Linked DNA regions of Homo sapiens: all the other regions are linked to region 3. A link is a loop called in an ENCODE intact Hi-C map of the cell type or tissue named here. Cell type or tissue: endothelial cell of umbilical vein. All regions are shown on one strand.

The links. Hi-C counts contacts between places; a loop is a spot of excess contacts. Peaks named below come from ENCODE experiments on the same cell type or tissue, not always from the same donor. Only the 100,000 strongest peaks of a DNase experiment are listed, where the experiment ranks them.
Region 1: it touches region 3 in a loop (2.2-fold over the local background); 15 of 110 quality-filtered maps call a loop at or near these places.
Region 2: a loop joins it to region 3, with 2.0 times the contacts of the local background. A loop is called at or near these places in 2 of 110 quality-filtered maps.
Region 4: it touches region 3 in a loop (4-fold over the local background); 2 of 110 quality-filtered maps call a loop at or near these places.

What each region holds. Positions count from the first base shown.
Region 1 is chr4:185,720,778-185,728,777 of GRCh38, forward strand. The region is part of intron 3 of SORBS2 (sorbin and SH3 domain containing 2); the gene reads right to left. Among named protein-coding and RNA genes, the nearest start is that of SORBS2, 87 kb to the right of the region's middle. In endothelial cell of umbilical vein, no CTCF peak of the experiment used is centred here; a DNase peak (open chromatin) is centred at 3,184; H3K27ac peaks cover 68 bases.
Region 2 is chr4:185,689,882-185,697,881 of GRCh38, forward strand. SORBS2 (sorbin and SH3 domain containing 2) reads right to left here. Exons shown (of 27, transcript NM_001395207.1): 4 at 681-730. The coding sequence starts at 690. Among named protein-coding and RNA genes, the nearest start is that of SORBS2-AS1, 110 kb to the left of the region's middle. In endothelial cell of umbilical vein, no CTCF peak of the experiment used is centred here; a DNase peak (open chromatin) is centred at 4,150; H3K4me3 peaks cover 483 bases; H3K27ac peaks cover 1,652 bases.
Region 3 is chr4:185,771,114-185,779,113 of GRCh38, forward strand. It overlaps SORBS2 (sorbin and SH3 domain containing 2), which reads right to left. Exons shown (of 27, transcript NM_001395207.1): 2 at 4,114-4,253. Among named protein-coding and RNA genes, the nearest start is that of SORBS2, 37 kb to the right of the region's middle. RefSeq lists a silencer at 4,202-4,496. In endothelial cell of umbilical vein, no CTCF peak of the experiment used is centred here; DNase peaks (open chromatin) are centred at 1,428, 2,478, 3,928, 4,398 and 2 weaker places; H3K4me3 peaks cover 2,894 bases; H3K27ac peaks cover 5,097 bases.
Region 4 is chr4:185,961,293-185,969,292 of GRCh38, forward strand. It overlaps LOC124900828 (a long non-coding RNA gene), which reads left to right and starts at 3,957. Exons shown (of 2, transcript XR_007058417.1): 1 at 3,957-4,532. In endothelial cell of umbilical vein, no CTCF peak of the experiment used is centred here; no DNase peak of the experiment used is centred here; H3K27ac peaks cover 1,001 bases.

The DNA of each region.
Region 1 (8,000 bases), 50 kb before region 3:
CAGTTTTTTCACAGTGGAGGTACTGATAATTCACCCCTTGAAATGAGGCCGTGTGGGATGAGCAACCTTGAACCAGGACCTTAAAAGCTTAGATTCCAGCCACGGCTCCGACACAAAGTGACAGCCGCGTGACCGTAGGCCCATCGCTCTGTCTCCCTGGGCCTCAATCTTCTCACCCTTGCATTGGGAATGATACTAAAGTTCCTCATCCACCTGCCTCATGGGATTGCTCAGAGGATAGTGTGAGACAATCTACCACAAAGTACAACTGTGAGCCACTTCCTAACTCCTGCTTTCCCACCTATTCTTTTTTTTTTTTTTTTTTTTTTGAGACAGAATCTCACTCTGTCGCCCTGGCTGTGATCTGGCTCACTGCAACCTCTGCCTCTCGGGTTCAAGTGATTCTCCTGCCTCAGCCTCCTGAGTAGTTGGGATTATAGGTGCCTGCCACCACGCCCAGATAATTTTTGTATTTTTAGTAGAAACGGGGTTTTGCCATGTTGGCCAGGCTGGTCTCAAACTCCTGACCTTGGGTGATCCGCCTGCCTTGGCCTCCCAAAGTGCTAGGATTACAGGCGTGAGCCAGCATACCCGGTCCCCACCTACTCTTTAACTATGACAGATGTGAACGTTTGATCTCTTTGCAGACAAGATCAGCACGGTGACTGGGTCTTTGCCCTACCTTCCTAAGCAAATGACAGAACTGGTAGCAGAACTGGAGCCCCTGAAGCTTCTGCAGGCAAACTTCCTGGAGCAGCCCAAGAAAGTCAGAGCCCCTCCTTTTCGTCACATTCAGTTGGAATTTTGGAAACCAAGCATAATGGAGAAATAACTTTTTTGGTATAGCCGGAAGATGAACCCTTGGGCACAGTTTCAAAGTCAAATATTTTACTGTAAAGTGGAAGAAGAAAATACCCAGATCTTTCTGCATAGTCAAGTGGCTTATGTTTTGCACGCATTGGAAAGAAGGGAAAACAAAAGCTGTCTTAGAAGACGAAATCAATCACATGAGGAGTGGCACTGCTCCAGAGAGCTGAGGTCTTCCTCTTAGGAATTACAGACTTTGGTTCCGTATAATTAGGCCCTGTGTTGCTCAACTTCCAAATAATTTAGAGAGAATTATCATGTGAGAGTGCACATATATACATTTTTTTCCAAAACAACCTTCTCAATATGTAGCAAAATGTAGTCAAGGAAGAAAAAAAATGAGAAGTTCTTTAGATTTCAGCCAAAACAATCACTTAAGCTCCAAGTCACTATATAAACACCATTAATACCTGTTAAAAGGTCGTGAATTCTGTAAGAGATGTTTGGAACAAACAGTGCTTCAGAACTACCCACAAAAATAAACAAAAAAGAGATCATATTATGTCACTGGGTCCAGACAGGATGATGAAACGGCTATGATCACGTATAAGCTTTATCTATCTTTCCAGAGAACAGTGTCAGGGACATATGGGTTACTTTCCAAATTTTGTTTAAAAAATATGAAAAACATCTGTGAAATTCTGGTAAGACAAAAAGAGTTTCTAATTCTTTGGATCGCAAAATGATTCTTCAGTTCTAATTAGCTATGATAAATTATGTTAATTCTAAATTATTATCATTCATGTGGGCATTTAATTTAAAAAGTGGCATTATTTGGAAAACAGTCTCTGCAATTTATTCTAATGTAGTTTAACACGAAGCAGCTACATTGCCTTTTTGGATATTTTCAGAAGTGTGAAAACTGTGAATATCACTTCAGGCTTTGCAGAATGGTACTCTACAATGAATCTGTGTCTGGCATCTGATTGGTGATAAAAAAAATTATTGGGAATAGATTATTAGTTATTCTGAGACAGAATTTTGAGAAACTTGTTGAAAGAGTCTTGTTTGAAGAGCCCATAAGGAACCTCCTCCTTCACACCCATACTCTGGCTAAGAATGTTGACTCTTTTTTCTTAATTAAAGGCTGAATCACTGATAATATTGTTGATATTAAGTGCCTACTAACCAGCAGCATGAGCTTTTAACACTTTTAATGTCACCCAAAAGCCTACCCAAAGTGCCCAGGAAAATAAACAGTTTTCTAAGATTCAGTATAATTTTATTTTGTTTTGTAGCTAAAATGCGCCAGAGCTGTATTCATGTCATCACAGTGGGAAGAAGGCAAACATCTGAGAAATTAATAAATCCCACAGCCGATCTGAGCTGTCACCCAACCCCAAAGGGCCTCAGTATCTGCATCTGTATATGGGGATAACTCAGTTCTCCAGAGTTTGTAACAGGCCTAGCACAGTGCCTGCACATGTAAGAGCTCAGAAAGTTATTTGTAAATTAGTAAATTAATTTATAAAATTGTAATAAATCAATAACCATTAAAAAAAAATAAAATAAAATAAATCCCACAGCCACTAAAAGCATATCGTATTTGGGGCACAACTCTGGCCATAGAGGCAAGCACCTGACATAACACAGATGGCTTCTTGCTGGTAGCATGGTGGCAACTTCGCTGAAAACACAGAGACAAGGACTGTTTCACTCTGTCTCCCTTAAGAACTTTGAAAACAGTTTTATGTCTTTGGAGAAGGAGCACCAATTTAGCTTGCATCATGGATCATATAGAACAGGGTATGTTTTAATGTGCTAAAACCTAAGCAATGTATTTAACAGAGCAATCTATTTCCATGAGGTTCGTGAGAAAATAATTCAGAGGCTCTAAGGGAAGTTGGGAGAAGAAAGGACAGCCCGTACCAGTGCACTCAAATAGCCAGAAAGAGCAGAGATGCTGATTGCTCCAAGCAGTAGTCTGAGTCTTATTCTATTCATTTCCTTAGAGTAATTTCCAGTATTTGTTAAGGCATACAGAATTTGGGGGCTTGAGGTAGGGAGTGTGTCTTATCCATGCTTGGAAATGTAACAGCTTTTGAAGTTTTGTAATGTTTCTTTTTTAAAGCAGGCATCTTTCTAGTTCCACTATCTCTGTGGAGTTGAGGAAAGAAAGTAATTCATAGACACAGGGCAGCACGCTGACCTTTCTTCAGTGAACGTCAAGGTCCTGGGCTCATAAGGGAATAAGGAAGAGGAACCTCAGTATATTAATCCATGGGCTCCAGCCACGTGGCAGCTACATATTTTCAATCACTTTGCTTACTTCAAACTTTTCTTGGTGTGCCATGTACATTAAGAACAGATAACTAAGAAGCAACCCTTCTCAGTGTTTTTGGCATCTACTGATCAGCACCTGACATTCCAAGTTATTTCCTCCTCTACTCGGCATGCCGATTTCTGTACTGTTGAACAGCAGGAAGTGCTTTCAAGGGTCTAATAAATTAGCCTTTCGTTGTTTCAACTTCCAAGTGAAGTTAACAATAAAAGAAGCTTAGTATGAAAAAGATCCAGGGTTTCTTAACCTACCTCTTGTTTCTTATTTTCTTTCAGTATTGGCTTTTTTTTGATGATGTTTGGGTGTTTGGGGAGTGGAAACACCATAAATTTGATCTTAAGCTGTGCTGGGACAACTTTTGCATGTTTTTATTGAATACTTGGGATATTCCACTGCCCAGAGAGTTAAAAAAAAAAAAAGACAAAAGGATGAGCAGCTAGTTAATAGTCTTCATAGCCACCAGTTATCCTTTAATCTAGTATTTTCTAGAGTGCTGTGATATTTGCAGAATTAACCCACAAAACAGTATCCTATGGGCCAACCGGTGATGAGACTGAGTTTGCCTTTGAGAACTCCGGTGGGTGTTCTAACCTAACTTTCCTACCTCTCTTCACTGTCATTTATATTGTTGCCTGAGGACTCTTCCTAATACCTAGCCAAAGTATGGGGGGCCTCTGCTGTCTGAGAGGTCAACTTCTAACAATTTAGTGTGACCTCAAGGCCACCCCATGACCTGACTCCATTCTCCTTTTTCACTCTCGTCTTCGGCCACCTCTCTCAATTTGCCAGACTATCTGCTCTCCCTGGAATCCACCATGGACGCTCATGCTGTTTCCCGAATCTGGATGTAGAATTTCCCTGACCTTTTTATTTACAAAATTCTACCCATCTTTCAAGATTTTCCTTTTCCTGAGTTGATTATTCTTTGTTTCTGTGTTCTCAAAACACTTTCCTTGAGCAATGCTAAATACTAGTTTCCTTCACGTCTGTTTCTCTCACCGCAGCATCTGTGAGATTAAGGATAGTGTCTTTTTCACCATTTATCTCTCACTGCTCCTAGTTCAGCACCTTGCATATCTTTCATGCTCAGTGTACTTAAAAACAAAAGAATCATACATAAGACGGTGTTGCCAGTTTATCATTTAATGAAGAGGCTTTTTTCTTTTATCAATTATGGTAAATCTTTGACTAGTTCAAAAAGGGATTTAGGCAGATCTATTTTTGAGCATTTCTCCTGTTAATATTTATATTGAACTTCAGCCTTTTGGGGTCAACAGCTAGAAACCATCACAGCCTGCTATAATCCATTAGTTACAAAAGGATGGAAATTATCCTGCAAAAAGCGCCAGGCTGCAGAGGTTCTTGTTTGGAATTATTACACTGCTGTTGGATATTCTAACTACCCACTTGTGTTCAAAGGAGAAGCGGCATTTGAGAAAGCTTCTAAATGTGGGTTCTGCCACCTACCATGTAGAACTCTATGCCAGTGGGTCAAACATACTTGCCGTCTAATTTAGCATCCCAATATAGATTCTAGCAGAGCTTCTTTGACATAGCTAATCTCTCTGAGTTTCAATTTCCTCACCTATAAACTTGGGAGTAACGACTTTGTGTGGCAAGAACCCCAAGTAATTAATCAAAATTCTAACTTTGTGCTTGGACATAGGGATTGATCATAAATGTGGGCTATTATTGTCTTGATCTTTGTTTTTGCTGTTGTTCATATAGTACTTATTAATATGGCTTCTAATTTCAGGTTTGTCATTTCTGTCGTTTTAATTTTATTTTATCAAATAAATTATCATAATAATCTTTTCATTGGCTCTCCTGTCCCTAGTTCTCCCCCTAATATTGATCTCTCTCCTTTTAATTCCAAGCTGCAATTGCAAGGCTAATATTTTGAAAGGAACACTGACTTCACATTATCTATTAATAAATTCTAAACCAAGCCCAACACAACATGATCCTAACCTAATTTTCAAGAATTTATTTTCCTTCTCAGTTTTTTTTTGTTTTTTAGTCAAACTGAACTTTTTGTTGCTCCTTTTTTTGTACATTTCATGTTTTAGCCTTCATTTGAGTTTAATTAGCACATTTTAACCAGATGCCTACATTGTGTCAGATATTTTCTGGGTAGTAGGAGTGTCAGGATAATCCAAAAGAATCCCTGCCTTCCAGGAGCCCATGACTGGTGTGGCGAGGCAGGTGTGATTTTGATTCATCTTTTGTGAGATGTTTTATTCGTTGAGATTACCTCTAATTACTCTTAAAATTACACACAGTTTTAGAAGTCCATCTCAAAATAGTCCCCTATGAAAACCACATAAATCCCTCTCACTCATTTAAACTAATATAGTTCCTTTTCTGTGCCACTTCATCTTGTCTTACTTTATGTTATTTATGTTGGTGTTTTCTTGAGGGCAGGGATCATGCTTTATTCACATCTGTGTCTTTCATCGTACCTTATGTATAACAGGCTTGCAATAAATATGGGTTAAATATCAAAGGAATGTAATAGTACAATTTGACTTTAAATAGAATAATAACCAAAGTTTTCAGGGACCATTTTTCAAAAGACCCATTCCCCCAAGATACTTAACCTACAATGCTTACTTTGTATAAGCTCTGTTACTTAAGCTAACAAACAATAGTTCTGGAAACCTCATATACAGAAACATAAGGATATTTAGATGTATAATATATTATATATATAATATATTTTGTTACACCACTAGACTTGGCTTGAATGAACCAGAATATTGCTTGCTTATTTCCTTGATGTTCTTTTCTTACACGGTTTGTTCTACAAATGTATAAATATTAATATATTAGAAAGTTATAGAAACAGATGAAGGAAAAATAGACACAAATATAGTATGGAAGCCTGGACATAAACCAGGGATTTCAGAAATAGAAGCTATGGAGATGCATCCGGGAGGAGGGTCTGTTTTAGCACATTTGGGCATGCATCTTTAAATAGGAGACACATTTCTGGAAGGAACATAGGGTCCTGTGGGTAAAGTATTGGGTTGCCTTGTTTTATATTTACTTGAGGCTATTACAGAGAATCAACTACAGTGTAAAGGGAGAGCAAAACCAAGCGAGTTTGGATTTAGGGACATTAAGTACGCTTTGAACAGATCAGAAGCCCTGGACAGACGCCACCACAAAAGCAGCAGCATCTGGAAGTACACGTGCTCATCTCTTTGTATTGCTTGGTGTGATTTCCATGGCTACTAAACGAGTCATTCACTTCAACCTACATTGATGTGATCAAAATAGTTTCATCAGAGCAAATTCTCATCCCCTCTGAAGAGTGGACAGATTCTTAAGGATTGTCCACGTTTGTATTAACGACCCTATTGCTTATGCCGTCACAATTACAGCTAACCAGATAGGTGCAGTCAATGGATTTTGTCAATGATTTACCTTCAAAGTAACAATACTCACATACAAGTAGAAGTTAAAAGGATTTCAATAAATTTGGTAATTGACTTTTTAACTATACGTTTGTGTCAGGCATTTATACTTAGCAAATCTTATTTATTTCAATGTATTTGATTGTTCTGAAATCAGTGACAGGTTAATAACTTTGTTATCAGATTACTAAATTAAGCTTTTATCAGATCATGTTTACATTAAAAAAGAAAAGCCTGAAGACATTATTAACTTCATTTCAACAAGCTTCTGTAAATAAATAGGCTTTCATTAGGAAACCAGCCCTATTTATCAAGGTTATTAAACCATTTTGTAACAAAAAGCATGATTTACAAAAATGTCCCATGATTAGGCTTATTTTATTTTGATACGACCAGGTTTGCTACACATTTTAACATAAATCAAGATAAACAGCTTGTTCAGAAAAAATAAAGCTTCAGAAAAATGCACCTTAATCACTGTTTTGAGTTACTGATTAATGTTTGTCCCTGAATCTGCTCCAGACAGATTTTATGTTTTCTTTGATGACTTTCACTGGAATATGGTTGGCTTTTATGATTAAACCCATCCTTATGGTATAATCCTTGACTAGGAGTTAGACATTGAAAAACACTTAAAACTATACATGGTCAATTTCTTATAATTGATTTTTTTCAGTAAACTCATGGAGAATAACTTTTGTGGTGATTATTAGAATGTTCAAAAACATATTTCTATTGTGAAAACCCAGTGCTTGCTTTCTGAGTCTGCGGGTCTATCCAGCCTGCCCAAGAACTCGATTCAGCTAAGGTTCTCCCTTCCATTATGGAGCCTGGAAGGTTTTATGCAAAACCAGTGACTGTGCTCCCCGAGAAAGTCCACTGAGTAGCGTGCTGGACAGAACCTGACCAGGACTCCATGCTTTCAAGCTCTGGTTCTACCGTCTGTTACTTAGGCAAATGTTTTCACCTGACTGTAGGGTTGATTAAGGCTTTTGGCTTGCCCCAAAAACCCCTGTATTTCTGGATGGGAATCAGTTGGAAGTATTTTGCTAGGGTCCTGTCTTTGCCATTCCATCTAGCTCTAGTAATCTTGATGGCTCTTATCTCTTATGCTCTGGATGAAAACTGGTAATACTTCTTTCTCCATTTGTTTTGTGTAAGCATGGTGGTCGGTAAGATGATTTCTGGTGAAGCAGCAAAACCACAGGCTCTTGTTTCTAAATCTGGTTAACTGAATGCCTTCTGTGTTCACCTGTCATCACAAAAGGATGCGCAGGAGCACTCATTATTTTAATCGGAGTCGTTCCTAATTCTAAAGTTAATCATGGCGATTCTCAGATCAGGGAGAAAATTAATTAAGATGCAATGCTATTTTCTTCTCTCCCAGGGTGACATCTCCCAGGTTTCTCATTAAATCGCCCATTTAGTGTTTG
Region 2 (8,000 bases), 81 kb before region 3:
AGTTGTTTCTTGAATTACTTTGTATTGTATATTTCAAGGTGGGGGGAAGGCAAAATTATAAGCCAAATTATTTCTACTGTGGAAAAAAGTTCATATGTACAAAGCATGTATCATGAACACTTTTACAGTTAAAATGTAGACAATACAGTTTAGAGACACAGTTGTTAAGTTATTTGGAGATACTACTCTCACATCTACACATATAATGCTTATAACACTATGGGAATTGTGACTATAGGTTAATTAAGCTGATTTTGTATAAAACTTTGGCACTCTATCTGCTGACTTCTTCAACATAAAGAGTTTATAGAACAGGTAAGTTTGAATATTTTCTTCTAGAGCAACTTGCCTTTGAATTTAGCCTATTTTTAAGTGAGAGATTTCAAAAGTACACAAACAAACGACATACTACCTCTTCCTATTGTTTATAGGAGTTAGTTTTAACATGTGATTAGAGAAAAAGGGAGTAGGAGCAAGTAATAGAAGAGAAAATTCTATGTTTGGTGGCTATAAGAGTGGGGCACAAATACAAAGAAAGAAAGTAATGAATCTATGCTATGTATCTAATCAGAAACTCAGAATCACATTTAGGATCAGAAGAGTGCTAAACTAATGATTTAGGGCCAACATGATTTTTAGAGAGCAAGGCTAAAAGAGTTTAAAACTAACAGACAGCATACCTGTGTTCATTTTCACCTTGGAGAGTTTGTTATTAAAGTCTTCAGTTTTCCTGTAGGAAAAAAATGGTGCATAATTGTTCACTAGCATGTGGAAGAAAATATCATGAAAGTGTGTCGCATTTTTGTTTTTGATGTACCTGTAAGTTAATATCACATTATCATTAGTCTTATTTAAATCAGTGTTTAATAAGGTAGGAAGAATTTATAATTCTGTTCATGTTAAACTTTAATTATTGGTCCCATGCTCATAAAACAGACATATTCTGTTTTTATGCTTTTGTTTAATGGTGAGCATTAATGGATGAAAATGGAGACGTTTTGTGCTTGTTTTTCTTTTTTTCTTTCTTTTTTTTTTTGAGACAGAGTCCGCCACTGTCGCCCAGGCCACAGTGTAGTGGTGCGATCTTGGCTCACTGCAATCTCTGCCTCCTGGGTTCAAGCGATTCCCCTGCCTCAGCCTCCCAAGTAGCTGGGATTACAGGCACATGCCACCACACCCAGCTAATTTTTTTCTATTTTTAATAGAGACGGGGTTTCACTATGTTGGTCAGGCTACTCTTGAACTCCTGACGTCGTGATCCACCTGATTCGGCCTCCCAGAGTGCTGGGATTACAGGCGTGAGCCACCGTGCCCGGCCTGTTTGTTTCTTTTTTAGAGAGAGGGTTGTGCTCTGTTACCCAGGCTGGAGTGCAGTTGGTGTGATTGTAGTTCACTGTGGCCTTAATTTCCCGGGCTCAAGCCATCCTCCCACCTCAGCCTCTCAAGGTGCTGGGATTACAGGTGTGAACTACCGTGCCTGGTTGAGTTTTCCTTTTAAAAAATTAAATTTCTTTTACAAATATTTATACAAATGGTTTTTGTTCTCTAAGCCTGAAATGATTGCCTGTTAAGTGTCCTCTTCCAGAGTTTTAAAAGTGACCCTGGCACTTTAAAATCATTGCCTTACATGTGCAGGTCAGTTGACTACCGGGGAATATGTAATGAATGTAACGCATATTTTCAGGACACTGTCAAGAAAGATGAGATTCATCTTTCTCTTTTTTAAAGACACAGGAAATAGATGGTCACTACAAAATCCATCTCTGCATTAGTATTGAATGCTGATTTTTCCCAGTGAAATGTTGGATGCAAAGCAATTGAGATTAATTCGCTAGAAACGGTTGGCAGAAAGGGGTTGTCTCAGAAAAAAGTTTTTTTTTTTGAGATGAGTCTCGCTCTGTCGCCCAGGCTGGAGTGCAGTGGTGCGATCTCGGCTCACTGCAAGCTCTGCCTCCCGGGCTCACGCCATTCTTCTGCCTCAGCCTCCCAAGTAGCTGGGACTACAGGCACCCGCCACCACGCTCGGATAATTTCTTTTTGCATTTTTAGTAGAGACAGGGTTTCACCATGTTAGCCAGGATGGCTACGATCTCCTGACCTTGTGATCCGCCCGCCTCGGCCTCCCAAAGAAAAAGGTTTTAAATATTGTGTATCGTTTTATGACATGTGAGATGACTTAGTTCTTTCTCTGGCATATTCTCTTAGCCCATTTATGGAGTTTCTTATTTACCCATACCCTGAAACCAAAGAGGAAAGACACGCTGATAAGGTAGCAAATCTCCTAAGTCCAAGAGCTCCCTGCAAGAGCTGTCTGACCCCGGCCACTTGGCCTTTGCTCCTGAGTGGGCCTGTTGTTGAGTATCCACAAGAACCCCCCCGCACAGCACAACACACTCACAGCTTCCAGGCGCATCAGTACTGCAACATCCGAACATTTTCAAGAATTTTATTTATTCCTTTTGGATGAATGAGGATAAATTTGAAATGAAATCATTGGCATGATCACCTGTCAAGAAAGACTTTTGATAAATAAAGATTTTTTAGTCTCTAAAAAGAGCAGCAAATGAGCTTCCTGGCTTTCTTGCCTTTGTCTGCCAAGGTTCTCACCCTCTTCTCCCTTCTGACCATTTCCTCTGCTCAACTCACAACTATTATTTTCTTTCAATGTGGCTATTGGAGTTCACCTCTTTTGGAAAGCCTGGCTTTGTTCATTACTGATGAAAAATTATAATAATAAAATCAAAATGTGAATATTAGCTAAATATAATGGTACTTCTCTCCCAGTGGGGGGAAAATGATGAAAGAAAATAACATTAAAAATACACTTAAGTCCTATGAAATATAATTATAAAGCAAGATTTTATATATAGATATATATGTATAGTGTAATCCTCGTTTTGCTATATACACATGTATATGTGCACACATACACACACACACGTATATTTGCCTAGATTGAATTACTAATACCTTAGGACTCAATAAATGCTAAATTAATGAACATTTAAAATAGGTAAAATCACAGTACTGATAATCACCTCAGTATATGTTTTTAGAGCTCTACGCTGAAAACAATATAGACGATATCCTTACTATATGGTGTTTAATTTTTGTGTGGTCTGTGTTCAGTGTCATATCGTTGTCCGTCTGCCCTGGGCATCATTGCAGTGTAGGGAGCAGGGCAGGAGCCATGCTTAGCGTGGCCAGGCTAGAACTGAGTTTCCACAGGGTTATGGGGAACTTCACTGGGGCATTTCATAGGCCAACAGACTCTGAAAAATGATTGAGGGAAATTTTATGATGGTGAATTTTATCTCCTATTTTTCAGTGTATGCAACTAAACAGGCACATTTCTGTTTTACTTTTTTGTTTTGTTCTTCTCCAGAATTACACAGAAAAAATGTGGCGTATTTCTAAAAACTCAGCTTGGTAGCCTTAAGACCGCCTGTATTGAGGGATACCGATGAAGTCAGGGAAGAGGGCAGCGGCCAGCACAGGAGCTTTGGGAAAGCTCCTTCAAACGTATTTAGTTTAATCTCTCGGTAGCTCTTGGTAGCAAAACTCCTAATATGTTAACCTTAAATGGACAAAATAAATGGAAAAGAAAAGCCTCAGGGGATGTCTGTGACTGAGACTGAGGCAACTTCTAAAACAAGAAGGGATAAACAACCTCCAGAAAATGAGGATTATGAGGACCTTTCCCAAATTCGACTTCTTCATTCCTTTTGAAACCAGGCAACGCTGTGCTTACAACTGCTTAAGGTTTTAAAACGGAATGAGGAAGACAGTATTCGGGCTAGAATAATAGTGATTGACAAAGAAAACATCAAATACAGAAGGTTAACTCTCAGAATACAAAATCTGCTGACAGACAATAATAATGTTTTTGTACCAAGTTAGAGAACTAGTTATCAACACCTATTGTTTGAATTCAAATGCCGATATTTACAGAATATCTAACACTCAAAAAGTAAAATAGGATTAACGAGAACAAAGAAAGGCGCCACAAATCCTTGAGGTTTTCATCTTTAAAGTGATGTATCCTGTTACTTATAAATGTAATTTGTGAGGCTTTTTAACTTCCCATTGTTTTAGATGTCAAAATGTGAAATGACTAACTTCCTAATCAAGCAAGACATTTTCCAAGTCGTTAAAAGAAGAATCCCAGTGATTGAGCTCTCAAGAAGAACCTGAAACCGAAAGGCTTCTTGGGTGACTAATAAAAATGCACGATTCTATTTCCCTTATTTGTGCTAAGTCCATTAACAAATCCACGACTGAGAACTCTCTTTAGACAGTTCAAACTAAAGCGAATCTAATCTCTTTTGTTCTGCTCTGAAAAAGTGTCCTTGATTGTACTTACATAACAAGCACAGATTATTCTGGAAAGCATCAAATTCCTAGAGTCTTTGCATGCTGCTAGACAACAGCATCTCAAGTATTCTCTTAACTTGGAATTGAACCAGGGACGAGACTATGAGAACTGACCATAACATGGAGACTACCTTGAGCCTTAGCAGACAATCCACGGAGCAAAGAAGTCTCCGAACATGAAGGTGTCAGCATGATTTTCAATAGGTGCTAGGGGATTGTGTTTACTTTTGTCAAAGTTTCATATAAAAAGCAACTTCATATGTGTCCTAATTTGTGACAACAATGGATTGGTTTTACTTATGGATTAGAGTAGCCTCCACTGTCAAAATACATATGGCAATAGATTGTGTTGATTGTTCATGGAAGGGCTGTAAACAGCATGACTTCGGGTCTATAGTCTTTTAATTTTGCTTGAATTTCTTTTTTTTCTTTTTCTTTTTCCTTTTCTTTCTTTTCTTTTCTTTTTTTTGAGACGGAGTCTCACTCTGCCGCCCAGGCTAGAGGGCAGTGGCATGATCTCGGCTCACTACAACCTCCACCTCCTGGGTTCAAAGGATTCTCCTGCCTCAGCCTTCTGAGTAGCTGGAATTACAGGCGTGCACCATCACGCCTGGCTAATTTTTGTATTTTTAGTAGAGACGGGGTTTTACCATGTTGGTCAGGCTGGTCTCAAACTCCTGACCTTGTGATCCTCCCGCCTCAGCCTCCCAAAGTGCTGGGATTACAGATGTGAGCCACCACGCCTGGCCAATTCTGCTTGAATTTCTTTGGATTATCAGACATCTCATTTTTCTCGGAATCAGAGCAGGCTGTGTTCTCAATACGTATAAGAGAATAGAATGGGTAATTTAACTTTTGAAAGAGGATCCTAAGGAGTTTGATCCTGCATGGGCATGAACATGCCTTTGTGCCTGTTGTCTCATAATTCTGCTTGAATTGTTTTGATTATCAGGCATCCCATTCTGAAGAGCAGCAGAGACAAAATCCTTTCCCCAGTTTTGGCTAAGAATTCTATGTAGGTCATTTTATTTTTGTAGACCTGAATTTAAGCACCAAGACCATGTATGAAACTACAGGACTGAATTTTAGCTCAGTTAATGGGAGGAGTTGCCCAAAAGATTTTCCACAGACGAACCTTAAGCCAATACATTGCTACTGTTATTTTGAAATTAACATATTCACAGTTCATATATTATTCAAAAAAGGACATATTGATGTTTAAGTAGTAGGAAAACATTGCAGGATGTTAGTTTTTTTTTTTAAAGAGATGTATTTTAAACATGAACATAAAAATACAATCATATTAAGGTTATGCACCAGATTTTAACTTGAATTTACTTATTTATTTTGAAATGGGATCATTTGTAGCACTCTCTTTGGATAAACTGCCCTAAGTGATCAATGTATTAATGCATCTCTCTCTATCTCTGACTGTGGTAAAATAAGAAGTATTCATAAATGCCAAGTGATTTCACTTTTCTATTATAGTCAAATGACTTAATTCAGGTTGACATTTATCTTCACCTATCTTTCCTATATGTCAACATGCTGCTTTGAAATAGTCACATGAAAACTCCAAGTAGTTTGTTTTGTGAGTTTAGAAACTCTCTTCTGACTAGTTTCTCTAAATTGGCTCAGAGACTCCTCTGCCTGAGTGGGTGGCACACAAGTCAACAGTAGCGGCATGACTGTCCATGCTCATAAGAACACCAAGTACCTCCCAGAACTCCTGTGCTAACAGTGCCTGAAAATGTTCCTTATTATTCAGGAGCCGAATTACCCGCGGCATCTATTTATCTATGCTGAGGCCAGAACACATTCAACATCATTTCTAGGAATAAGGAGACATTATTACCACAAATAATAAAGAAATAAATGAACATGAGGCCGTTGATAATTTTTTATGAGAATACGCGGAGTGTTAGTTTTAATTAGACCAAATGTCCTGATATTTGGAAAAATTTCCTGAAAAAAGAGCACTATATGTCTTCCAAGGAAACTAGCAATTTTCCTTTTGAGACTTTACAATGTAAGCTGTTCAAAATACTTATCAATTTTCCCTAAAGACTTTACTGATTAGAAGTTGATCACCTGGTAAATGATTCCTTCTGATGTTATTCCAAGGTCTCAAAGTTGGTGAATCACTCATTTCACTATTTGCTTTAAATGGTCATGTGACTTAACATTGGTCCAGCACCTTACTTTCTTTTTTTTCTTTAGGTGGAATCTCACTCTGTTGCCCAGGCTGGAGTGCAATGATGCGATCTTGCCCACTGCAACCTCTGCCTCCCGGGGTCAAGTGATTCTCCTGCCTCAGCCTCCCGAGTAGCTGGGATTACAGGCATGCACCACCATGCCGTATTTTTAGTAGAGACAGGGTTTCACCATGTTGGCCAGGCTGGTCTCGAACTCCTGACCTCAAGTGATCCACCCGCCTCGGCCTCCCAAAGTGCTAGGATTACAGGTGTGAGTCACTGTGCCTAGCCACCCTACTTTCATGGAGTTCCTTAGTTTTATATTGTAATCTTAGGGATCATTACGGAACAACATCTAAGTATTTTCAAGTGCATCTTTTTTCTAAGACTAAGTCATTTGTTCAACTTGATAGTACAGTATTAGGAGAATTCCATTGGCTTATAATGTGCAAATCAAAAGCCAAAAAAATTTCTAATGAAAATAATTCAGATTCTGACTGAGGATCTCATAAGTCAGGCACCTTATCAAAGAGACATGTGAGGAATTAATTAGAATATCCCTATAACACATGTATAGGCAAACTGAATAGCGTTGGAAGAATGGGTCAAGAAATAGGCAAAGCTTGACTCAAATCCCAGTTCTGCCCATTTCTATGCATCCGAACAATTTATACCAATGTCATTATCATCGACTCCCCCGCTAGACAGCAAAGCATCCCCAATCTGGCAAACTGGCATTATTCCCATTCACTAATATTTCAAATATTTTGAAGCAGATCTTTACCTTTGATTGAGTCTTAAGAAGATAATCTAGACTTTCCTGAAAATACATGGGGCATTATTGTATTGCTTTAGATTGAAGCAAGCCATATGGTTTATTAGACTGATTTCTATGGATTTTCCCGTCTCCCAATTGTCCCACACCCAGCTTAGCAACATGTTGGAATTGAAAAGGAATTCTACTTTCCAGGCAGCTTTCTTTCTTCCTTAAAAAGATCCTTTATTTAGCTAAGATTTTCCCCCCCACACATTGCCATGAACAAGAGAAAACCTAAGAAAATAGTTGAATCAAACCCTTGCCTTCTAGCCCAGCTATAGACAATGCTACTGGATCTAAGGGAAAGTGACACTATAAAGGTTTTGACGATTAGCTTTTTTAAAAAAATCATTCTCTTTCCCTTTGACAGCTGATAGCCGAAAGCGATGGCTGAATGGAAAGAGATGTCTATAAAATGTCACATAACAAATTGTGTGACAAATTGCAGAGTGATAACATCCTGATGGCAGCCTACTCCTGCTTAATTCAATAAGGGAAAGTGCCTCTGATTTCCCACCTTGTACTGAGAAGCACACATTTCTATTTTGAGGAGAAAAGCCTTGATCTTTTTAAAGAACCATTTTTTAAAATTTTATGCTTTGCTAAGTTTCTCA
Region 3 (8,000 bases):
GGGATTATAGGTGTGCACCACCATGCCTGGCTAATTTTGCATTTTTTTTTTTTTTTTAGTAGAGATGGGGTTTCACCATTTTGGTCAGGCTGGTCTTGAACTCCTGATCTCAAGTGATCCACCTGCCTCGGCCTCCCAACGTGCTGGGGTTATAGGCGTGAGCCACCACGCCAAGCCTATCCTTCCCCTTTTTCTGTTTTGTTATGGATGATGAATGTCTTAAAACTACTGAACTCCTTATACCTTGATATGGTTAGTGAGAGCTTCCTTGTGGGATGGTTCTGAATGATTTTCTCTAGAACCTCCATTTGAACATCTTCCTTTCCTCTGCTCACTGTACCAGTCTGGGGCTATCAAATCACATATGCTGATAAATGCTACACTATGACTGGTGAAGCCAGTGCTAAAAAGCAGCTTCTACATATGGCACTTCCAAATTGTGTTATTGCTAGCTTTTCCAGTGCTTTCTCTACTAGGGCATCCACTGCATGTCACCTGCTAAAATGCAAACCACATCTTTAATGAAAGTCTGTTTTATTGAATATATAAGTGACTATGAAATTTCAAAATGAAATTTGATGGCAATTTAATTTTATAATAAATCTATATCTATGTATCTCACCAAAGATAGCCTAAATCTTTAGTGAGGCCACACATTCATTTTTATGAAAATTCTTCACATGAGTTTAGAAATCTCCCAACTAAGAAAAGGACAAGTCAGATCTTAGTGTCCTGGGTGGCTTAGCATTTCATAACTGCCAGAGAACCATGAGGACCTTCCTGGGACTGACTCATGGGAGTTATCTGCAATGATTTTATGTTTCCCAATGGGTCATATTTTCATTGGAGATTATTTACTATGCCTGGAATCCTAATGCTTGGTGTCTCTAATGAGAAAAATAATACAAAAAAATTCAATATTCAGCCAACACAAATTTATATGATCTACAAAAGAAAGGAATGTTTTCAGATCCTGGGCTTGATTATTTTTGTTTTCGATGTGACAGATTTGCTGAACAAAGCTTACAAATCTCCCTTTTCCTCTCTGCTCGCTACTACCCCGACCCAGAAAACACACACACACCCCTTCCCAACCGGGGACCATCTGACCGTTCACACCCACATCAACTCTGGGTCGCCATGCTTTTCTGAGGGACATTGCCTTCACTGAGAGCTCCTTTATTCTCAGTATACCTTACATTCCCAGCCACAGTACTGAACTTCTCAATGCTTGCAATGTTCCCTTGGAGTATATCAGTTGAGCAGGCGGAAAAAAAATATCTGGAAGTTTATTATTTTTCCACCAATATATTTGACACCACCTTTGGAGAGGGAACAAAAGGCATACTGTCAAGCGGATAGACCTGGACAAAATGTTACTGTTTGTTCCTCACGAGCACAGAGGTATATTTAAGCAAAGAAAGGCATTCCACGGCTCTCCCGGGACTTCCTTCCTTCAGCTGAATTATACCAACATGTTCACACCACTGAGGGCCAGGCTGCTGGAATTTAAAACGCAGACCTCTATCTGCCAGTGCTTCGATCCCACGGCTACAAACATTCACATTAGGATTGAACCTGGCTTTCAAACATCATGAGATAAATGGGAGTTTACTGGGGGAAAACGTGTGCCCTCATGAAACTATAGTAGAAGATGCGGAAATAGGACTGTCCCTGTTCAGCAGATTCTATACTAATACAATAAAGCCTCAAAGTCACCAGAAGTCACCTGGCCTTGGGTTATGTTTCAAATCCAGGCTCACTGACATTCATGAAACCTTTGGCAACACAGGCCAAGTTTCGTGCAAGGCTGGGTAGAATACTTCTTTCATGTGGAAGCTGGGTGAAACTCGGTGGCTTTGGCTAGCTTTCACCTGAAGTTTCACATTCAAACAATCCAAAGTTTCAACGTAAAATTCAGGGGTGAAGAGAAACAGAAAGAAAAAAAAAACAAAACAAAACAGGGGGAAAATGGCTTGCCTGGGAATGGAATGATCACCTACCATTCTCCAAAAAGATTTCATCCTGGTGCCATTTAATTTTGCCGCTGGACTATCACCTCTAGCAATATATTTGCACTCAGCCCTGCAGACCAAGGCTTCCCAGTACTAAGGGAGAGTGAGTATTCTAGCTAGACGCACCCCATCCCCCCAACAAAGCCCAGGCTCAAAATAACGGGAGGATTTAAAATGGTAACCATACACATAAATGCGATGATTGACATGCTTCTTATAATGTAGATTTGAAGGGGAAAAGTGGCAATGAAATGCCCAGGTTTGGGAAACTTAAAGATTAGACTGAACATCTCTAGGTTTTTCTACTATAAATCCAAGTTCTGGAGATTCGATTGCATCTGCTCCTAATCCAGGGAGATCTCTGCCGTAGCTTTCTCCACAGCTCCGCCCCTTTGGAGATTTGTCCTGTGGCCACTTGCGTTTGTCCTTCTTAGCAAGGTGCAGAGGACGGGGCAGACTGCGTCAGCGCTGAGGAGCTAGCGTCCTTGACTGGGACTTAAACAGTCTCCTGACAGGATTAGGCTCATTCTACTCCTAACCTTCAACAGAACACGCAGGGACCGTTTGCCAGGGAACGTCAAACTCTGTATTTGGCTGAGGACTGTGAAAATACCTTGTGCTTGGGGTGGGAAAGAAGAAGGGAACAAATGTCACACACACCTGTGCTTTCTTCACAATGAAGAGAATATTCCAAAGCTGATTGAATGGCTAGTAAGTGCTACATTTTGCCCATTTTAGGAAATACATTTTTAAGAAATCCCTTATCCCTTACACAGCAGAAGTTTCACTCGTAAAACAGACTTCTGGCTACTAAGGTTTTTTTTTTTTTTCCAGTTTTCTTTTGATTCTAATTTTCTTTTTCTTTGTTATTTCTTCCCGTTTTTGTTACTCAGACGATCCTTATGTGGTTAAAATGCATGCTTTCCTTTGATATGTGCTCTGTGATACCAATAAACTTTTCTGAAAAAAAAGTATTTCTGAACTCCAAAGATTTCAGCATCCATGTTTTTAAAAAGCACCAGTTGGGCCCCAAGGCACACGGAGATTCTGAGGCAGCAGGGCAGCCAGCGCGGGGCTCTGTGCACTCTCATTTGCTGCTTGCTCTTACACATCTGCCAGACAGGGGCCATGAACTGTCCTGAAGTCTGTGTTGGGGAGAACTTTACCAGAGAACACTTTTCTTACAATTGGGGGTCCCTCTAGAAGTGAAATCTAAGACAGATCAGTGAGGAAAACTAAAGCTCCAATAAATTGTTTAAAGGAAATGCTATGAAAGCATTAAACCAAAAGGAAAAAAAAGGAGACTTTTTACTGAGCATAGTAAATAGCCACAATCAAAGTAAATGCTGTGTTTGAAGTTAAAGTCCACAGATCAAAGTACTTCGCAAAATGTCAAGTGCAAGCGTAACGAGGGGGAGAGGGGAGCCACAGAAACTGACCCGAAGTATCACATTGTCACGTTAGAGAAACCTGCCAGCAGATGTACCCAGCAAAAGACAGTCAGCTTAGTAAGGAATCCTCAACACTGTCCCCTAAAATGTGCTAGGAACATACAAAACAACAATAACAAAAACAAAACCCCCAGATTCCCCCAAATCAACCACTCTAATTCCACACGAGCAATGAACGAAACAGTGATGAAAGGAGAACATTATACAATACGGCTCGCTCATTGCCCTTAAAGAACAATTACTTATATATATTATCTTTACTCAGGTGGATGGTTGCATCTTTTTCCTCTTTTTTTTTTTTTAATGCCCCTGGAAAGTTAAAAATAAAGCAGTCTAAACAACAAAAATATGATGTCTGAAACATCCTCTCATTGCTCTGGCAATCAGGCTTAATTAGACCTCTGATCCATGGCTTAGTCATAGTCAAGCGTGTACTGCAGGTCACTATTATGAGAGCTTTAAGCAAAGTTTAAAACTTACAGCCACAAAAATGCCCAGATGCTCCTGCTGTATTCTGGAACACCGTGTTTACCTGAAAATTGTTCACAACTCCCCTTATTATTTTCACTATAAGTAAGTTATTTTAAAGACATTAGTTATGAACATACCAGAAAACAATTAAATAATTCCAGAATAAAAAATCTTACCTACAGGCAGCTGAGTTCAACAGTTGCTCTATACAGAGGAAGTAGGAGTCAGTGGCCTTTTACATGTAGAGATTGTTTATTTAGCCCTTTTTAAAAGGTCTTGAACTCCAGAGGTTTAAGATTAAGTCCAATCCAAGTGTCTGAAGGAAAAAAAGCAAGAGAGAGGCAAATGAGAGAGGGAAAGAATCCCAGCTGCTGGGTGGTGCTACTGTTCTGAGAGCATTTGAGCTATTTTCAGCATTAACAGCAGCCGGGGTTGTCTGCAAAGGGATGAAAATGCCTTGCCCAGATCGCCACCCCCCACTCCAGGGGGGAGAAAACACCAACCAGGAAACCCACAACGACTTGGTTCATTGTGCAAATATTCATTTAAATTTTGAGGAAAACTGCCAGCACCATTGAAAACAAAACAAACCCAAAGTTGACTGGAATCTTAAAGAAACACAGTGCTCCTCAAGTTTTCAAAATGAATTACCTGATTCACTGAAAACGAGATGTCCTACTTATGCTTTATTGAGAAGGAGGCTTTTCTTCTGATATTTCCTAGGGGGTCTTAAGAAATAGTTGAGAGCCCTCTGGTAGCAGTATCTGTTGTCAGTCTATTCTTAAGACTGAAGACAAATGATTTCTTAAAAGAGCCCGCACCTAAATTTCCAGTTTCATCAACTATGCTATTTTTGAAAGCTACTGGGTTAAGCGTTGACATCTCTTATCTATTGGCAGAGACTGGGGACCATTCAGTGACATGAGGCAGACAAACAGTGACCCCTGCTTCTGCCTCCACAGGCCAATGAAGAAATCATTCTGGTTGGGTCACTGGCAATGACTGACAAACTTTGAGCCTTCATTTTGTTTCTAGAAATAAAAATTAAGAAGTCGTATTCATTCATTCATTCAGCAAATATTTATTTGGTGAGCACTTCAGAGCTTACTATAAGCCAAGCACTCTGGGAATACAGTGGTGGGCAGAATGAAGTGTCCTTGCCTTCAGGGGTTTAGAGCACACAGATGCAGTGAGAATAAATAAAAACAGAATTTTTAAATATTTTCCAGACTTTTTCACATGATGAGACTATTCACATCATGGCAGCTGAAGACTGAGATCTCTTTCTATTGTGGATGAAGGAAGATACTGTGTGTCATCAGACCAACTTCAGGCTTCCATTGAGTCATTGTGCCTTTACACCACCACCAGGGAGGAAAATTACTTACTTTCTACCAAGGAAGCAGTTAAGTATGTTTATGAACGCTTTCATTCCAATAGATGAAATCCCTGGTTTTTTTCAACCCCCTACTCCCCATTACAAAAAGAATGCTTAAGTAGTCAGAAAGTACTGCTGAGAGGCTTTCCATCGGGAGATGAAAAGAGAGTCTTCAACCTGAATTCAGTATAAAAAACTGCCGGTGGCTCAGGCCCGTAATCCAGCACTTTGGGAGGCTGAGGCAGGTGGATCATGAGGTCAGGAGATCTAGACCATCCTGGCTAACATGGTGAAACCCCATCTCTAAAAAAAATGCAAAAAATTAGCAGGATGTCGTGGCACGCGCCTGTAGTCCCAGCTACTTGGGAGGCTGAGGCAGGAGAATCGCTTGAAGCCGGGAGGTGGAGGTTGCGGTGAGCTGAGATCGCACCAGTGCACTCCAGCCTGGGCAACAGAGTGAGACTCCATCTCAAAAAAAAAAAAAAAAAATGCCCTGATATATTTTATAATTAATGTGAGGGTTGGTTGCTAGATGCTTATATCAAATTCAAATTCAATTCTTTCTTTGCCATTAAAGAAAGACACTGAAATAGATTATGGAAAATACTGAGGATTATGCCATGTGAAAAAAAAGGGTTACATGACTACTACTTCAAGTACTATTTAAAAACAGTGAAATCCTTTGGCTCAATAGACCTTATATTAAAACTGTATTTCAAATTAAAAAATTATAAATTAACTTTGAAATCTCTAATCTGAATTTTATAAATAAGATCAACTTTGTTTTAAAAATGTATACCAGGCTTTAAAAAATGACTCTAGAATAAAGCATTTTTCTTTTCACTTATTTTAAATGGTTACATTTTACTATGTCTTAAATACCTGCCAATCTAACATGGGATATTTGTTTCTCTTGGCCTCAATGTGGAATGGTAATTCTACTGGTAATAATTGGAAGCCTAGCTGCAGACAGACACATTTTTTAATTGTTTTTTTCTTTTTCCTCCTTATAATAGTTTATACCAAAAAAGGGTATAATGCATTTAAATATTGGCTTTCCTTGAGAAGCTATGGCATTAAGGAAACAAAGATCAACATAACCCACTCTCGTATAAAACAGGGATAATAATGAGTTGTCATAGGGCTCATAGGAATAATGCACAGAAAATGCTTACCTGGGTAATGTCTGACACACAGCAAGCATTTGGTGAAAGTCAGTACCATCATCTCTGCTGTAAGTGTAAAGCTTTGCTCTCCAAATATGGTGGCTACATGTGGCTACTGAGCTCAATGCGGCTAGTCAGAACTGAGATGTCATATAAGTGTAAAATGCATGCTAGATTTTGAGGTCTTTATACAAAAAAAAAAGGTGAATGATGAGAAATTACTCAGTGGGTACGATGTTCATTATTCAGGTGATGGACACATTCATTAAATCCGTGACTTTACCACTATGCAGTCCATCCATGTAACAAAATTCTCCTTGTACCCCACAAATTTGTACAAATAAAAATAGATTAATGTTGTCTCTTCCTAAAACATGTAAACTATCATATCATTTTTATATTGACCACACGTTGAAAAAAGAATGTAAATTATGACATTAATTTTTATATTATGTGTTGAAATGACAGTATTTTGGACATAGTATGTTAAATAGGATATTTTGCTAAAATTAATTTCACTTGTTTCTTTTTTACTTTTTCAAATCTGACTGCTAGCTAATTTAAAATTACCTATGTGACTTGCATTCTATTTCTACTGGGCAGTGCCATGCAGGCCAACGGTTCTCAAAAGGTAGTGAGCATCAATGACCCAGAAGCTTCGTAAAAACAGATTGCTGGGTCCACCCCAGAGCGTCTGATTCAGTAGGTCTGGCGGGGCCTGAAATTCTGCATCCCTAACAAATTCCCGGGTGATTCTTGACCTCACTTTGAAAACCGCTGGTCTTGGGCCTTGCTTCTTAAAAAAGTAGTCCACGGACCAACATTAACGTCATCACTTAGGATCTTGTTAGAAACGCAAAACCTCAGGCCCCACCCAGACCTACTGAGCCAGCATGTGCATTTTCACAACATCCCCAGGCTGCGTGTAAACATGTTGAAACTTGAGAGAAATGATATGAAGTAGTGTCTGTCATCCCTGGGTGAATATAAGGTAAACTTTTACAAACACCAGTACCCCGGCCCCGCCCCTAGAGAGTCAGATTTAATGACTCTGGATGTGACTCGAGCATCTGCATACGTGAACAGCTGATTCCAGATTAAAGCAAGCACTGAGTCCCATCAGACTGGATGTGGAAAGGCCAGGATCTAGATCATTTGTACATCATTAAGGCATAGTTGACACAGATCAAACCATATTAGAGGGTATTTACATCCCAAAAGAGGATCTTGTTAACCCCAATAACTCTACAATTGTTAGAACTGGTGAGAAAGACCCATATTTTGGAGTAGAGAGGCCTTCTGTTATTCGCTCCACCTCTGTTCCGGCCTTAAATAAACGAGCACGCCAACTTTAAGAGTGTGTCTGAATAACCTCATTAGTTTGCCGAATGACTTCTCACATTTTCAGGCGGCACCTGAGCGTTGTGTGTTTCACAGAGCTTGGTAAAAATAAAATCCTCACTGTAAGAGAGAATCTGGGCTCACGCTGGTAACATTTAAAACTTCCAATTCTATATGC
Region 4 (8,000 bases), 190 kb after region 3:
TTTTGTTGAATAGGAAAACAAAGTAATTGTAGTAAACATGATTCAGGCTTGAGTAGTTTTTACTTAGCCACAGTTATAAAAGTACTGAGTATTGATACAAGCAAAAGTATAGTATTTCAAGGCTAGCTGACTGCAAGTGTAGGTGCATGGTGGGTATAGGCCGTATGATTGAAAGAGAAATAAATCCTCACCTTCCAAAGGGAGAAGTCAATATTTACTGCCTAAAACTGAAATATCAAGAAGTGGAAATACGAACACTTAGAGGTGAGGAAGTAAATACTAGAAGAGCTAATTTTAATATGATTGCCTCCAGCAAACAGGAAATGGCAGAAATTCCTGTTTTTGTAATTGCTGAATACAACTTTACATGTACATCCGTTAACTGTAATGAGAATAAAAATTATAACAAAATATTAAAACTTGAGGTAGAGTTGTAAGTCTTTATGCGCTAACGATTAAGTAGAGAAAATGCAAGATGTATAACAGTGTGAAAAAAGGGAGCCATTTATGTTAAAAAAAGAAATATTTATACCTTTTAGAAAGATGTACAAGAAAATAATCTACTGATGATGGTTGCCTCTGGGCAGCAAAATTGGAGGGTTTAAGATATGGAGATGAAACTTATTTTTTCCTATATAATTTTCTATACTGTTACAATCTTTACTTATAAACATTTTTCAATAAAATTAACAAATTTTAAATGACAAAATTTCTAATCCAAGAGAAAAAAGTCTACTTTTGTCATTTAAGTGGTGATCTTCTACAGTAAATAATCTTATGAATTTGGTCTTCATATTGAATTTGTTTTCTGGTTAAAAATATTAAGACTTTGGAAGCAATGAAAATTAGAGTAGTATGTCATTGTAAAGAAGCACATATAATGTTACATGCATAATGTCACAAACATAATGTATTTCAATAACATATTTAAATTGTCTATTAGAATTTCTTGCATGGTCATGGCTGAGAATTTCCTTTGTAAAACATTCCTTGAAAAGTCTCCTTAGCACTTAATATGGGAGGAACTTTTTGGGTAAGGGAGGTAATTTTGGGTCTGTGGAGGCAGAGGAAAAGATACGGAATTCAGAGAAAGCTGGTAGTAAGATGGCAAAGGGCCTCTCACCAAATCATCAATAAAGACACAAAATTTATGGAATATTTGCTGGGAACACAATTTTTAGAGAGGGATGAAGAGGTTAGCCTTCTTGTCAATGTTATGGAAAGAATAGCATCAGATCATGTTGGAATAGAATCTTGGAGGCAGAGAAAGGAAGCTCCAGGAACATAGAAAAAATATGTGGAATGCTTTGGTTGGTTGCAAGTAGAACTATAGTTACAACCAAGGGCTGCCCAGGTTACTTCTAAATTGTACATAGAAACTATAGACATCCCGAAGCTTTAATTCTAATGTTGTTCTACCATTTGCCAAATGAATAACCCTGGAGTAAGTAATATAAACATTTAGAATCTCAACCTTCTCAACTCAGCTACCACACTACCAACACTATTTTAATCAAATATTTGTAAACCTTTAACATTTTTAGTGTGAAGCAAATCTATGATATAGCAGTGCTCTTTACAAAATGCTTTATAATTTTCTCATTTCTCAAACTGTAGTTCTTCCACCTATTTCTTTTTTATATCTTAGGTAAGTGTAATAGTTTATTCTGTGTTTGTGGTAGGATACTTTGCAAATTATAGAAGGCAATAAAAATTCCTAGTGTCTGAGCATTTTATTATTTAGTTCCAGCTTAGTTTACAAGATCATCTCTGGCTTCAATGGTAAAAATTTGAATTTCCTCTGGAATCCTCTACTGAGTATAGTTAAGTTCACTGGCATTCTCCTTCTGGCTCACCAATTTCAGTCACTTTCTTGTTAGAGGCACTTCAGAGAAAATAAAGGATCTTAAAATCAATACTAGAACATTCAAGAGGCACTATTTGAAATTCTGAAGTGATAAAAAAAATAAAATAAAATGACATTCAAGAGCAATATACAAATATGGTCAGCATATTTTTCTCCAAAATAATTATAATTATTTAAAAATAAATTTAAAACTCAATCATAAATATAAAAGAACCAGTAAAGTAAAACATCCTTAACACTTTACCACCAAAATCATTTTATAGAATTTAAAAACAATGATAAATTTTACTTCTTAGTGACTTTTCAATAACCAAAGTCAAAGTTAATCAAAAATGTTCAAACACACATTTGGTGCCTGTTGAGGAATTTTGAGAAAATAACAATAGTTGATTCAACTGTACAGATCCACAGGATTTGGCAGTCACAGAAAATACCTTGTAAATTGAACTTTTTGTTTAAGAAATAAAATAAGCATTCTTTAGCATGTAGAGTATCTTGAACTTCAGAACACAATCTACAAGGCTAACTTATTATAAAACAATCATTTTCACAGCTAATATTTGTATTTCTATTTGATCATTTAATTGTTCATTTGTTTATTCATCAAACATTGAATACTTCACATTGGTACCCAAATTTGTGGATTTTGAGGTATAGAAAGGGAAATCAGAAGGAACAACTAGTAGGAAGAAGATACTGACCCATCCTGTGATCCTGTAGTACCATCCATTCTGTCCCTCCCAGATGCTCCACTGTATAGAACACACCCATATTGGAGGGCTGTCTCTTTAAAATTACCTCTTCTTATGTCTATGTGATACATATGAGCAGATACTTCTTATAAATCTAATCCGCTTTAATTGGGTTTGCCAGGAGTGATTACAGACTTTTTCTTACATCTTTGCTTTCAGAAAGTAATTGGATAACTTCTTATGCTATATGGAAATGCAGTAGCTAACAAAATGGCAGACTTCCTATTTAATTAAATTTGTACATCTCCAACACAAACTTGACTATACAGATTTACAGTAATGAAATCTCTAAAGTTTTTAAATATAAGTTTTAACTGCCAATTCCAATTCCAAAAACAGGGATATAAAAGACAGTTTTGAGAATTAACCAATGCGATAAAAAGGGAGCCCCTTTCCTTAGCACAATTTCTCACTGTCTACTGTAGTTTCATTCTTTTGAGTCTGTCATTGCCTTTGTCTTTTCACTTCAAAGCCATATTCAGCTTCAGATCTCAAACACAATGCAGTGGGCTGGTGTCTGCTTACTAGAGCTGAAATGCCTTGTTTTGGAAGTGCCTTAACAGCTAAACTTATTGGTCTAGATTTACCACCTTGACCTACTTCATTCATTTATTTTCATGAAAATGGAGACTTCTGATGCTTATTCACATGAAAGCATCCATTAGACCAGAGTTCAGATAAAAATAAGGACGTTTCTGATAAATTGCTTCATTCACATTAGCTCTTCTGGGCAATAGGTAGGAGGAAATAAAACACTTATATCTCTACAAGTAATTCATGAGGAGCACAGATGTTTTTACACTAAACCATGTTATAAAATGTGATAAAAGTCTCTGATAAAAATAAATTATCCTCAACCCAACTTCTGGAGGGGCCACAGGACAACTTTCTCTTTGCCCTCTGAAGGGTCACTGAAAATGAACAGACAAAAAGAAGATTAAGCCGGACGCAGTGGCTCACCTCTGTAATCCCAGCACTTTGGGAGGCCGAGGCGGGTGGATCACATCAGATCAAGAGTTCAAGACCAGCCTGGACAACATGGTGAAACCCCATCTCTACTAAAAATATAAAAATTAGCTGGGCGTGGTGGCACACGCCTGTAATCCCAGCTACTCAGGAGGCTGAGGCAGGAGAATCGCTTGAACCTGGGAGGCTGAGGTTTCAGTGAGCCGAGATTGTGCCATTGCACTCCAGCCTGGGCGACAGAGCAAGACTCAGTCTCAAAACAAAATAAAAGGCAAATTAATAGGAGAAAAGGCACACACACATTTCTATTTTAACTTGTATAGCACTGGGGAATTGCAGAATGATTACCCAGTGGGGTACAGACGCTTAGACACCCCTCTTCATACAACAAATGTGGCGATTTGTGGAACAGTGAATGATTTTTAGGGGAAAATGAATGGACTTGGAGAACATACGATGGCCTGGGACAAAACGTGTTGTGACTGGAGATCAGGCAATTGTTTGTGACAAAAGTGTACCCAGGGGTGTTGATGGACTTCGGTCTTTCTTCCTGTGATATGAGTGCAGTTAATGAAACTCAGGGAAGGCAGTTGTGTTCTTTTGGCCAGTCTGGTTTCTAGGAAGATAAAGGATCCTCAGAGAACAACTTCATTCTGTTCCTTGGGAGAGACAAAACATTGAGAAATGGGGGTGAGGGGTAGGTCAGAGAGACCTTGGGATCGCTTCTTCAATCCAGCATGTCAAAGGGCCATATGTTGGAGTTCAGGTTTCTGAGACACAACACTTCCTGTTGTAGCAGCAGAAAAGGAGTGATCCGTTTCCTCCCTGTCATAGGGGTCAAAACGGACACCTCTGAAACAAAGACAGATTAACAAGAGAAAAGCCCAACAAATATATTCGACCACAGCTTTACAATACACAGGAGCCTTCGGAATGAAGACCCAAAGGTACCGGGGAAACTCTCTGATTGTGTGCCCAGGTTTCAGGGAGCAGGGACAGTCATGCAGAAATGTGACCGGACAGAAGGAAATGATGTAATGGTAACAGGCTAACTAGGGACACTCGGTGAGGCCTGTCTGTTCAGATCTTGCTCAGCCTCTCTGTGTAGCTTTCCTTCCTCGCAGGTATCCGGCAGGACCCTTTCTGTAATGGGGGGCCTATTACCTACCATTAAATAAGATAGGTCAGAAAATTTTTTCTGGCCAATTCTTACACAGAAAAACAGCCAAAAGTGAAAGTGCCTTTAGGCTACACGTTGGCTTTGGGGAAAAGGAACTCTGGTTTCTGTGACACTCGTTGGGGCAGAGAGATTCTAGTTCCTGCGACTGGCCTCAGGGGAGAATGGGGCTGAGAGACAGGAGGGTGAGAGAAGGTCACAGGGAAACTTCGCTTCTGAGGCTGCTTCTGCCGTCTTCACTTTGAAGCATCATTTTTCTGAGCCTCAACATTCTTCAGTCTGAAACTTCCCCCCAGTAGTTTTTTTGTTTGTTTGTTCATTTGTTTTGAGACAGAGTCTCACTCTGTCGCCAGGCTGGAGTGCAGTGGGGCGATCTCGGCTCACTGCAACCTCTGCCTCCCTGGTTCAAGCGATTCTCCTGCCTCAGCCTCCCGAGTAGCTGGGATGACAGGCACCCACCACCACACTGGGCTTATTTTTGTATTTTTAGTAGAGACGGGGTTTCACCATGTTGGCCAGGCTGGTCTTGAACTCCTAACCTCAGGTGATTCACCCACCTCGGCCTCCCAAAGTGCTGGGATTACAGGTTTGAGCCACCACGCCCGGCCCCCATAGGTAGTTTGACAGTCCACGGATCGGGTTGGTGGATTGTCTCCCAGGCTGTTCCCAGGCTCTCAGTCCTGAGAAGAGGCCTTTCAGCTAATCAGTTGACAGTTGTGTCTCATTTCAGCAGCAGTGTTGCAGACTGGCTTCCACCGAAGTCAGGCCCCAAATAGTGTGAACAGTCATGTACGTAGCAAAGGGCATTTCTAGGGAAAGAAAAGAAAACAAACCTTTGGGTCTAGAGGGCAGCCAGTCAAGATTTTCAGATGTTAGACTTGAAGCATCTTCATATGGAGTGAGAGCAGACAGTGGCAATCTGGGATTTTTCCGGTTCGCAGTTTGCATCCGGTGAGCTTTCTAAGTGGCCCATATAGTAATAGGCAGAAAGTTTATTTCTACATAAAACTGCTGTGGTGATTTCTCCAAAGGCTATATCAGACCATCCAGTTTTAGTCTGCAGGGTTTCAGGAAAGTGCAGTTTTCATTTCAGTGATTCCAAGCTGGAAGGGTGGAGAAAAATTACAAATACTACTTTGGTGAGTCATAGTCAAATATTGCAGGAAACTAAAATAATTCAAGATCTGGTCCAGATTGTAGGTAGATAGTAAACCCTCAAAAACAATGAGGTAGAGTCTAATAACAGGTGCACTAGAGTTGTCTTCTGAAATATAATTTTTATTTCTCTAGTCCACCTATCAAAAAACATAAAAAATATGTTTCAAACAAAAAGTCATTAAAACAAGACTAATTTGTTCATAAGAAAAGTTTAGTCTTTAGTCTTTATGATTTTTTACATAAGTATAGCAAGAATAGTGATCAACCATATAGGCACTTTTTAAATTGGCTTTGTGGGGAACTTTTTCATAAGGAACCTCAGACTGGACTTTCTAAAAGCCTCTCAGGTCTCAGGAGCCAAGCCAAGGACGCACCTCAGGACTGTACTTACACAAACAACTGTTTTGCCTTAAAACTAGAATACTCGCAGTTGCCAAATTTTGGAGGGATCAGGTAGGGACAAAGGTAAATGTTTCAATTTTGCTCATAAAAATATACGTTAGCAAATTGCTGCAAGCTATAGATAGCATAGAAGAGTTTCCTTAACAATGCAGATAAAAACATAAAAAATATGTTTCAAACAAAAAGTCACTAAAAAGTCATAATCCTTTGTGAGTTCAGTCCCATGTAATTAATTCTTGTTCTGCCAATGTAAGTTAGGATTTTCTTGAGTCCAGTTTTTCCATTCGAGTTATGGAAACTCAGTCCAATGGTATGAACTCAGAGTTAGAATTATTTTTGTTCTTTCCATATATTTCCTTGAAGACACAACATTTTAGGACTCTAATCACTTGCAAAGAGCTTTCAGAAAAAAACATCAAAATAAAGCAATTAACTGTGGACAGTAAGATGTAAAATGGCTATGGTTAAAGATATGATAGGAATTCACAATAATAATGATGCAACTGTCAAGAAAATTTGGTCCTCTCTGTGGCACACAACATTTTAACATTAGCGTTATGACTGATAACATATACTAAAACATAATTTCTAGGATTTCTAGGAATCTCTTACAATTTTGGAACACATATGTCAATAACATATTCACACAAATATAACCTCAAAGAAGGTTAAACATCATTTCTTATTTGACAATGTTTGTCATATAATTTAACATATCAAGTAAGTCTAATTTAATGTCTTTCTTGGATTTCCAGGGGCCCTCCTATAATGTCTAAAAGTTACTTTGAGGTCAAAAAGACTTAATTTTGATTTGGGGAAAGTTGCCAAAATAAAGGTTGCCATCACAGATCATTATGAGAAAAATAACCACTTATTTAAACAAAAGATCTAATAAACACAGTGTGATGCACATGGAATATTTTTTCTTTCTCTTCTTTTTTCTTTTGTAGTTTATTCAAAAGGGAAACAAAAATCCTTTATTATCTCTTCTCTTATAATACATTTATTTATTCTTAGTTTAACCACATAAGCTCCTCTGTTATATTTTCAACTATTTTATCTAATTAATATAATATACAACATTAAAAAACTATTCTGAAATGATCTTTAAACGTACTCTAAACTAGATAAAATTACTTTTCTAAACAAAACACATATTTTTCATTTTTTGTAACTTTTTTCATCAGAAATACCTCTTGTTTTGCTTGTATATTTTGCGTATAAAATTGGTCTTCTTATTTTTGGTAGTTTTCATTAAATGTATTAATTGTAATTTTAACTCTTAGTAGCCTTAATTTTTACTGAAAACCTAGAAGTAAGCAATTTTGACTGTTTGCACTAGTAATTTATAAATACACATTTTAAAATTATTAGAAACATTAGTTTTTTAGAATCTTCGTATGTTTATTAACAAATCCAAATACATTTTGCTTTTTAAAATAACCTATAAAAACAAAATGCCAAAGTATATAAACTGGAACTTATGCTTATTAATTAATCTTTCAGTACCTTAACTTATTTAGAAATGACTCAGACGTTTCATGATGATCTATTATTTAACTTAATATAACACAACTTTCAGATTTTAAATTATTTTTAAAAATCTTTGAACCTAGGACAAGTTTATTTAGAAATGTTTATTCCATTTACCTAATTTACTCATTCTTAACAATTATAT